Linked DNA regions of Homo sapiens: region 1 is linked to region 2. A link is an interaction called in ENCODE POLR2A ChIA-PET data of the cell type or tissue named here. Cell type or tissue: Caco-2. All regions are shown on one strand. Each heading gives the region's core, and the rest is flanking DNA. Links, peaks and the distances in the headings are about the cores only.

Region 1 (5,382 bases), core at 253-5,252, 220 kb before region 2:
AATACTTCCACAGTGGGAAGAGGCGCACACAGGCAGCTGTCATGAGCTCTTGTGAGCTAGGAGGGGCTGGATCTTGGCAGGTCGCTTAATCGCTCTAGCCTCCAGAGACTGAGCAAAAGGCAGGTACCTCCCTCAAAGGTTGTTAGGCAGATTAATAACAAAACATGGTAAAGCAGTTAGTGCCGAACCTAGCACTGTGGTAGACGTTTGCTAAATGGCTTGATTTACTAGTTGAGATTCCATTAGGTAAAGTCCTAATGTCTTATGCCTCAAATGTTTTAATCTTAAAAATAGTCATAAAATACTTTCCCCACCTCTTGCTCAGGATAATTGGAATGATTGAGTGAGATCATCTGCATCAACTGCTTTGGAAGTCCACAAGCTTATAAAAAAAAAAGAGAGAGAGAGAGACAGAGAGTATTTTATTAAAGTCAAGTCAAACCCAGAGAATAAATTTTTGCTGGGCAAAAATTATACAACTGAGTCATAAGTTTTTAGTTCTTCTGTCATCATTTTTTCCTGAGCTTTCAGGTTCTCCTCAGCTCCTGATACTTAAATAATTCCCATTTAAAAAGCATTTAATTGAGAGGAGCCTGGAAACTCACCAGCTCAGAGAAAAATTCAGTCCATCAAGAGGTTCTGAGAGTCTTTGGGTTTAAGTCTTTCTGATCTTTTACTCCTCAATCCTCTAATCCTTTTTGTGAGGAATCTTTCACAATCCTTGTTTTTAGTTCTTATTTCTCAAGTTTCCCTTTGAAAAGCAGGATTCCCATCACATCTCAAAGGTGAAGGCAGCATAAAGCCTGCTTCCAACAACACTACTGCGGTTACATAAAGACACGAGTCATTTCTGCTGCTGGAGGCTCCAGTGGAGTGTTCCCTTGGATTTGCTCATTTCTTTGCTTGGTCCTCCCTGTGATCTTAGAGGATTGCAGTATTTATGAACATCATCTTGTTACTTTCCATTTAGTACATTTCTGCCTAGTCATTGGTTTTTAATTTTGTCCTCGTACCCTCCATTTACAAACAGAAATGTTTAACTAATGCTTCAACAACCCAGGTTCATGGATTGACACTAATTGCTCACCATACTCATTTCCATTTGCAGGCAAAGCCAGACCTCCTGGTTGCAGGATAGCACAGTTATAAAAAATTTGCGTTCTGTGGTCCAAAACCCTCCTGTTCAAATCTTGGCCTTGCAGCTTTCTAGATGTGAATTCTGGGCAAATTACTTAAACTCTCTGTATGTCCGTTTTTCCTATAAAAACATGGATAATAATAAGACCTATCTCAAGGGGTAGTAAAGAAAGTTAAATGAGTTTATGTATACGTGTGTGTGTGTGTGTGCACGTGTATGACTTAAATAGCTCCTGATAATCACTAAAAACAAAGAAATGTTAGCTATTATCATCATAAAGCGGTGTTTCCCTAATTGTATTCACATGATATTTGTACTTTTTGCCATATCTGCAAACCCCTGTGCTTTTATTTACTTATGATAAATACTTGTATTAAAGAGGAAACTTTAATCACTAGACTAAATGGAAACCAGTATAACTTAACAAAAAAAGGAGCAAATGACAAAAGATACATAAAGTGACCACAAAACAATGTTTTCATATCTGGCCAGATCCTGATGCTTGCCTAAGTCTTGGAGCTGAGCTCTGGTTTCTCTTTGTTGGGACAAGAGGTTAAAAAGTGTTAGTGGGATGTTAAAACCTTGAACTTGAATTTGAACTTGACACTTTGAGATTTTCTTTTTTGGAGCATAGAAGAAAATTTAAAACAGCCATCTTTCACTTTATAGTTCTGTGTTTTTTGTTTTTTGCTTGTATTGCTGCCTCTATGGACCTCCTAAAAGTTTCTCTCATATATCTAATGTTCTGCACCTCATGCTTTAGCTAAGGTGAAGTTGAAGGATTCATTACTATCCAGGTCTGTAATGACTGCAAAAAAAAAAAAAAAAAAAATCCAGGCAGTTTGATGCATATTATTCTTGAAGACTGTTTCTCCTCTCAGCCTTAGTTCTGTTATCTATCCGTCCCATCTCCAAAATTTTTTTTAATGGTGTGCTTCCTTCATAAATTTTTCAGATCTAGGTCTGCGTTTTTGTCTCCTCTGAAGTCCAGAAATTGATGTCTCATTGAGGAATTTGCAATTTGCTCTGGGCTTCACAATGCTGAGCTGCCCACTTCCTGACTTAAGGAAAAGACCAGATGTCAGTGTTTATTAGTGTGATCATGCAGTTTAGTTGCTGTAAGGTTTTATTCTTAAAAGATTGCAATCTATCCTATTGCATGATCACCCAACATTCAATATGCTGGCAATTTCCAATATGTAACCTCCTTCAAATTAGGCTCAGTGTTATCTCCCTCATCCATCAGTACAGCAAGATGGGTGAAAAGTGCTGTCGAAAACAGCTGGTCAGCTGGGCTAGCATTTCCAGGGTTGTTTCATCTCAAGCCCTTTCACTCCCACACACTTTATCTTTTTCTTAAAACACAGTCTCTGGACTATCTTTGTCCTTTATCATAACTTGAGTTTGTTCTGTTCTTCCTTGGTCTGAGGTCAAAGCCATCTTCCTAGAAACTTCTTTATATTTTTGGTCCAAGGCTAAGGTTAGGGTGATACAAACCCAGAAATACATCTCTTATCTTTTCCCTGTTCAAGGCAGTTGACAGTTTTGCATAGTCACTCATATTTTTCATGCAAGCTTTGGAAATTTTCCCCAAGCAAAGAGACTGAGATGAAACCAAGTTTTAGAATTTCTGCAGGTCTAGGGACGCCATCACAAAATGGACTTTGGAGTCTGCTTATGCTGCAGATGGAATGAATGAAGTAGAAAGGGAAATGATCTGCCCAAAGTGAATCCAGGATCTTTGATTTCCAATCCATTTACCCCAGACAACTTCAAGGTAGAGAAAGTCACATGATATTTACATCCCCTCACAGTACCCTGTCCCATGACCCCTGGTGATCTGGCCATGCTGGCAAGTCATATCACCTTATTCCAAGTTATTATAGTCTTGTAATCTCTAACTGCAAAGGATTTTAGTATACCTTAAGAAATAGCAATGGGAACCAGGTCAGGAAATAAGCTCAGTGTCAATGATAAAGGCTGAAATGCAGGGGAAATTGATCCAATGAGAGAAATCTCAGAATCTTTTTTTTTTTTTTTTTTTTGAGACCAGTTCCGGCTTTGTTACTCAGGCTTGAGTGCAGTGATGCAATCAGGCTCACTGCAGCCTTGACCTCCCAGGATCAGGCGATCCTCCTGCCTCAGCCTCCAGAGTAGCTGGGACCACAGGTGTGCACCACCACGCCCAGCTAATGCTTTAATTAGCGTGCCGTCTTACCCAAGGTAGTCTTGAACACTTGGGCTCAAGCTATCCTCCTGCCTTGGTTTCTGCGATTATAGGCATGAGCCTATAAAATGCTGCGATTATAGGCATGAGCCACTGCACCTGGCCATAGAGACTTGATATGACTTATAACCTATCAACCAGTGTATTATCTTGGGCAACCTGGGGGTAGGACACAGTTAGTAGCAGGAACTCTGCAGTCTCACTAACTTGGTTTGAATCTGGGCTCCATCATTTATTAACTCTATGACCTTAAGCAAGACTTAACTTGTCCAAGCCCCACTTTCCTTGTGTATACAATGGAGAAAGTAATAGTAACACTTCTAAGGCTGCTTGAGGATTAAATGTTATAATTAGGCCCATGCCTGACACACTGAAACACTAGATAAATATTGCCTGTAATTATCATGTGACCTATTTGAATATCCCTCAACCCTGGAAGGTTTACTGCAGAATTTAGTGGCCTCTTACAGATATCAAAGAATTGGCTATGAAATTGTACAAAATGTCGAAACTTATTCTCTCCTTTCCAGGTGGGTGAGCAGGGGAGATAATGTATCCATAAAGGAGCTTCTTGGATGGGTGGTGTCTCCAACTTCTTTCGGTCACCTACCTATTATGGGTGATCCTCTTCATGAGGCATGTCCTTCTTGACCCAAAATCTGTAACCCCACCCTTTTTGTTCTAATTAGAAAAACACTCATGCATTCATTTAGATAAATATTCATTGAAAACCCACTATACGCCAGGTACTCTGCTGTACACGGAGACATCAATTGTAACTATGATATGTTCTCCTGGCCCTTACATTCTAGAGGAGAGGGGCAGAGAACAAACACGTAAACAAAAATAAACACAAAATAATTTCTAACGCAGTGTGAAAGGATACAAACCATCGCACTGGGTCTGAGAACAGTGAGAGAATCAGATTGGAGTGTAAGTTGGATGGATGGACTATGTGGACGGGGTCATCAAGGACCCCACTCTGAAGAGGTGAACTTTTTTGCTGACACATGAATAATGAGAAAGAACTGGCTTCAGAGATCTGGGGAAACAGTGTTTCAGGGAAAGGCAAAAGGATGTTTCACATACGAGAAGGAGCTTGGCTTGTTTGGGAAACAGCAAGGGGGATAGTACTGAGGCAGGGAGCGGGAGGTTGGCTTGCTGTGCAGAAGCCAGGGTGCAGGGGATCTTGTCAGCTGTCTCAGAGAGGACCTTGAGAAGTCACTGGAGGCGGGTAAACCCAGGAGTGGCAGCATCGATTTACCCTTTGAGAGAACATACTGGGATGCTACTGAGTGAGGAAAACAATAGCATAGAAGAGTGTGAAATCTAGTCTCCCTCCTTCTTAATCAAGTAAATTGTATATTGCAGTCCTTAAAAGAGATTGGTCACAAATAATTTTCAACACACCTGATAACTGTGCAAAACTTCTTTTTGTCTCATTTTTGAGAAGTGCTCTGGTAAAATATGAAGTGCCTCTGTGAAGGTGTGAGCCTCTGTCCCAAAAGGGCTTGTGGGAGTTGTTTTGGAGCTTATAGATGAGACTCTGCTTTCCAGCTCCTGTGAATTTCACAATCCCAAGAGTCAGTAGTGACATAGTCCCAGGGTAGGTGGAGAAGATTAGAGCCTGGGAATTGTCTTCTTCCTGGGCAAACCCCCAACTTAACAGATGATGTATAGCTAACTAGACCCCATCTGTTCTATAAAAGAGAGGAAGCCGCACCCTGTCTTATAGCAGCACTAGAATGTTTGAACACAGTTTGGAACAGTCCCACCAACAAGGTCAAGAAAGAATTGAGGCAACTAATTGGATAATTCATCAATTAGTTGAAATCCTCTGCCCCAAAGATTTTATGTAAAACAACTTGAACTGCTCTTTTCCCCATTAAATTACAATGACTCCTCAGCTCACCACTGCGTTTTTGTGGATATGATTGTCTTTACAAAAAATATTTTATTATAATATGGGTAAAGACTTTTTCCCTTGTTTTGCCCATTTATAAATGTGTACTTTTAA
Region 2 (5,382 bases), core at 249-5,248:
TAAAAATACAAAAAGCAGCCAGGCCTGGTGGTCTGCACGCCTGTAATTCCAGCTACTCGGGAGGCTAAAACAGGAGAACTGCTTGAACCCAGGAGGTGAAGGTTGCAGTGAGCCAAGATAGCACCACTGCACTCTAGCTTGGGCAACAGAGTGAGACTCTGTCTCAAAAAAAATAAAAACAAAAATAAATAAAAATACAAAAATTAGCCAGGCGTGGTGGCAGGCACCTGTAGTCCCAGTTACTCAGAAGGCGGAGGCAGGAGAATTGCTTGAACCTGGGAGGTGGAGGTTGCAGTGAGCTGAGATTATACCACTACACTCCAGCCTGGGTGACATTCCAGAGTGATACTCCGTCTTAAAAAAACAAAACAAACAAACAAACAAAATATATATATATACATATGTCCTATAAATTCTGTCCCTCTGGAGGGCCCTCACTGCATTATAGAGGAAAACGTGCATCATGCACGGCAGAGATGAAGACACAGAGGCCCAGGTGGGAGAGCTTACAGCTGTGCAGAGCCATGGAGCAAACGGAGACCCGAGCCGAACCTCAGATCCTGAACTGCGCTGTGACAGCACAGGATCCCCTCAGCCACAAGACAGTGCCTCCTTCTACTCTTTTGCTCTCCCATTCATACTCAATATGTGGGTATTAGACTGGGAAAGAAGATCACGTGTGTTAATGTACGATCAGTAACATACCTTATATAATACACATTAATATATTATTGAGCACTGACTCTGCATTAGGTTCTTGGCACAAATAATCTGTTTTAATTCTTTTACAATTTCCTTAAAACACACATGCTCAACAAGGTGATATCCCCCCCAAATGGGCAAAAATTAATTATTGGGGAATGAAAAGCCTTAGCGATTGCCATGGTCTGTGGCCTTCCAAAGGGCCACAGAACATAAACAATATAGTAAGTATCTCTGATATTAAAATGTCATTGGTCATGGGGTCAGGCACGGCAGCTCAAGCCTGTAATCCCAACACTTTGGGAGGCTGAAGGGGGAGGATCACTTGAGGCCAAGAGTTCAAGATCAGCCTGGGCAACAAAGGGAGACCCCTATGTCTAAAAAAAAAAAAAAAAAGAAAGAAAGAAACAATTAAAAGGCATAGAATGTAGGTCTGTTTTAAAAAAAAAAAATTCATGGGGAGGGGACAAGTAGGAACAAAATGTCTTAAAACACTCCTCAAGGGAGCAATTAAAAATAAAAAGGCAATTTTAAAAAAAGGCTCACACCTATAATCCCAGCAATTTGGGAGGCCAAGGTGGGAGGGTTGCTTAAGCCCAGGAGTTCGAGACCAGCCTGGGCAACGTAGGTAGACCCCCCCCAATCTCTACAAAAAAAAAAAAAAAATCTGTTAAATTAGTCGAACACGGTGGCATGTGCCTGTGGTGGGAAGCTACTACTTGGGAGGCTGAGATGGGAGGATCACTTGAGCTCAGGAGGTCAAGGCTTCAGTGAGCCATGATCACACCACTGCTCTCCAGCCTGGGCAACAGAGTGAGACCCTGTCTTGAAAAATATGAATAATTTTTAAAATAAAAGGTTGAGTAACACCATCCTAAAATGTAGGTGTTCTCATGAATTCCGTGGTACAGGCTCAGAGAGGCAAGCTAATTTCCCCAAAGTCACACAGCAAGTAATGTGAATTCTTGTGTAGAGAAAGAATTCAAACCCACATCTATCTAAAGCCAAAAGCCACACCCTAAATGACGTCTGAATCATCTGCAGACATTAAGTCAGCAACAGTAGTAAGAATGTCCTCCAGATCTCGCCCTCAAACCAGCAGGAACGGTGGCTTCTGATAGCTTGGTAGAAATGCAAACTCAGGCCCTGCCCCAGACCTACTGAATGTGAATCCGCAAGGCGCCCTCATGACTGTGCACAGGCCTTTGCTAAGGGAGCTGGGATTCCCACGGCCACAGCTGAGCAACCCTCATCTTCCCTGAACAGCAGAGACAAAGACGCCTACGACTGTTCCCACATCCGAGGTCCCCAGCCCCAATCAGAAACTCCCTTGTCAGACTAATTATACTTATGGGTGTTCCGTGACTTGCTGTATTCCCAGAAAAAGAAAGAAAAATGAAGTTCTCTTTCAGGTTTTCAGGGTAGATAATGTCAAATATTTACAGAGCAAACATCATTCTAGAGGCGCGCCATTCTCTTTCTGCTGATTAGAGCACTGCCAATCACGCCTTGATGAGAGGGCCTGTCAGCCTTCTCAACAGCAACCCCGTCATCTCGACTGAACTGGGCATGCCTGCTGTGCTGGGGAATGCAGGGAGAGGTTCTGAAGGCAGGCCTTTGGAAGGAGGGGGCTCCAGGGTTGCCAAAGACTCACCTCTGTGGAGTAGGACGGGCTTGAAGCTGGCTGTTCAATGAAGATGCTGGAGGAAGACAGAAGAGAGGCCTTTGGTGGCCTCTCTCGTAAACCAGAGCTTCTCAGACTCGAGCTAGCATCAGAACCACCTGCAGGGCATGATACAGTGACTGGCCCTGCTCCCAGGATGCAATAGGTTTAGAATGGGGCCTGATGATTTGCCGGTCTGCAAAGCTCCCAGGTGATGCCACTGCTCTGAGCACCACACTTTGAGAACCAGGTCCGAACCTTTGCTAGTCCAGGTGTGAGCCTCTGAGCAGTACATTCAGTGTTACCCAGGAGCTTGTTAGAATGCAGAATCTTGAGAGGTGATTAATGAGTACAAATATAAAGTTAGAACAAATAATCTTCTCGTGTTCAATAGATCAGTAGGGCGACTATAGTTAGCAATAATCTATTGTACATTTCCATCTAGCTAGAAGAGAATAATTTAAATATTCATAGCATAAAGAAAGAACTTTTTTTTGAGATAGGGTTTACTCTGTCACCCAGGGTGGAGTGCAGTAATGCAATCATAGCTCACTGCAGCCTCAATCCCCTAGGTTCAAGCGATCCCTCCACCTCAGCCTCCTGAATAGCTGAAATGACAAGTGTGTACTACCACACATGGCTAATTTTTTAAATACAGACTGGGTCTCACTATGTGGCCTAGGCTGGTCTCAAGCAATCTTCCCTCACAAAGGGAAGCCTCAACCTCCCAAAGTACTGGGGTTATAGGCGTGAGCCACTGTGACCAGCCAAGAAAAGATAAATATTTAAGGTGATAGATATCCCAATTATACTAATTTGATCTTTACATATTATATAAATGTTAGCAGAATATCACAGGTACCCTGAAAATATTTACATTTATTTTATATCAATAAAATCTTTTAATTAAAAAAAAAGAAATGCAGAATCTTGGAACCTACTCTAGCTACTGAACAGAATCTGCATTTTAACAAGATCTATGAGTAATAACTGTGCACATTAAACTTTGAGAAGGCCTGGTCTGTCCATAATTACACATCAGAATCAGCTGGAGCAGCTGTTAAATGCAGATTCCTGGGCCCCACCCTGGATTTAAATAATCAGAATATTTGAGGAGCAGGACCAGGGAAATAGTATGTTTAAGGAAGTGCGCAGGTGAAGGCTCATAAAGTCAGTGGTATTGGTCTAAAGAGTGGTCTCTAAACTACCAAGGTGATGTGCACACACCTGTAACCCCCAATGGATCTTTATTTAGCGATGCAAAAATAATATATACATCTTATTATATGAATTTATTGTGCATATTATAAAACATATTCAAAAACACAATGCAGCCAGGTGCATTGGCTCACGCCTGTAATCCCAACACCTTGCGAGGCCAAGGCAGGCAGATCACACGAGGCCAGGAGTTCAAGACCAGCCTGGCCAACATGGTGAAACCCCTTCTCTTCTAAAAATACAAAAATGTGCCTAGGTAAGAAAAGGAATGAATTGTAAGCCTTGAATCCTAGCGTTGTAAAGCAAATGTCCACCTGCTCCAAACAGATGGATAAATGGATGGATTTAAATCTCTATGTGACGTGCCCGCCAGTCCTAATCCCATTCCTCTTCACAAGAACTTTTAATATTAAGGTCACGATAGCATCAAGCTTCTATTTAAATTACATTTCTTGGTTTTTGTCTACTTAAAGCAGAGTAAAAGCAGTAGGGGTGTGTGTATGTGTGTGTGTGTGTGTCCTGGTTATCTCACATTTATTTGCTTTCTTAGGTATTCTGACATTAACCCAGGCCTGCTAGGGGACATTAGTAAATATTTGGTCGTAAAGTATCTTCAAAGAACAATTTTCTGAGTTAACCACACCCGATAAAATCCTCTCGCATCACTGAAAGGCTTGTCTGGCTGTCAGGCAGTGAGATCGTTTTATTGAAAAGACTCATGATGTAGTGAACAAAAGCTTAGGAAATAAACTCTAATCCCCAAAGGAACACTCAATACAACTCTACTCACACTAAAATATTCAATTTATGGCCTATATTGAATCCTATGTCTATAATTTACTGCCCTAACTACAAAGGAGTTTTTTTAATACAAACCAATTTCAATATATTTTACTATTTTCCTTGCCTCTGTTAAAGCAGAAATAACAAATTTTGCTGAAAGCTTAGGAGATAAATGCAATAGCAATTTCCAGGGGTGCCTCTTACAATCATCTAGTTTTCATCAGACTTTAACTGAGTGCCTAGGATTGTGTCAGGTGCCCCGGGCATTGCTTTTTTTTTTTTTTTGAGACAGAGTCTCGCTCTGTTGCCCAGCTGTGCAGTGGCACAATCTTGGCTCACTGCAACCTCTGCTTCCTGGGTTCAAGCAATTCTTCTGCCTCAGCCTCCCAAGTAGCTGGGATTACAGGTGTGTGCCACCACACCCGGCTAATTTTTGTATTTTGGTAGAAACGGGGTTTCACCACATTAGCCAGGCTGGTCTCAAACTCCTGGCCTCAATTGATCGGCCCACCTCAGCCTCCCAAAGTGCTAGGATTTCAGGTGTGAGCCACCTTGCCCAGCCCATATTGCTTTTTTTTTTTTTTTTTTTTTTTTTTGAGACATACTCTCGCTCTGTCACCAGGTGGGAGCACAATGGCACGATCTTGGCTCACTGCAACCTCCACCTCTCAGGTTCAAGCGATTCTCCTGCCACAGCCTCCCCAGTAGCTGGGATTACAGGCATGCGCCACCATGCCCAGCTAATTTTTGTATTTTTAGTATAGACAGGGTTTCACCATGTTGGCCAGGTTGGCTCTATTTCTTGACCCCGTGATCTGCCCACCTCAGCCGCCCAAAGTGCTGAGATTACAGGCATGAGCCACCCTGCCCGGCCCCATATTTTTTTAGCTAGCTTCCCAGGTCCTTCTGATATGTACCCAAGCACCATAGCCCTCAGGAAAACAAAAATATGTTTATTCAGTAAACATATATAGGGTACCTGCCATGTGCCAAGAGTCATTCTAGGTGCTGTGGAC

Evidence for each region. ChIA-PET counts read pairs that join two places held together with the same protein. Peaks named below come from ENCODE experiments on the same cell type or tissue, not always from the same donor. Only the 100,000 strongest peaks of a DNase experiment are listed, where the experiment ranks them.
Region 1: POLR2A ChIA-PET joins it to region 2 with 8 read pairs; 3 of 35 experiments call an interaction of 5 or more read pairs at or near these places.

The regions. Positions count from the first base shown.
Region 1 is chr20:53,294,086-53,299,467 of GRCh38, forward strand. All of the region lies in intron 2 of TSHZ2 (teashirt zinc finger homeobox 2), which reads left to right. Among named protein-coding and RNA genes, the nearest start is that of TSHZ2-AS1, 210 kb to the right of the region's middle. In Caco-2, for the core only: no CTCF peak of the experiment used is centred there; no DNase peak of the experiment used is centred there.
Region 2 is chr20:53,511,738-53,517,119 of GRCh38, forward strand. LOC105372671 (a long non-coding RNA gene) reads right to left here. Exons shown (of 4, transcript XR_001754720.2): 4 at 5,181-5,382. Among named protein-coding and RNA genes, the nearest start is that of TSHZ2-AS1, 10 kb to the left of the region's middle. In Caco-2, for the core only: no CTCF peak of the experiment used is centred there; DNase peaks (open chromatin) are centred at 1,934, 2,264 and 4,224; H3K4me3 peaks cover 402 bases.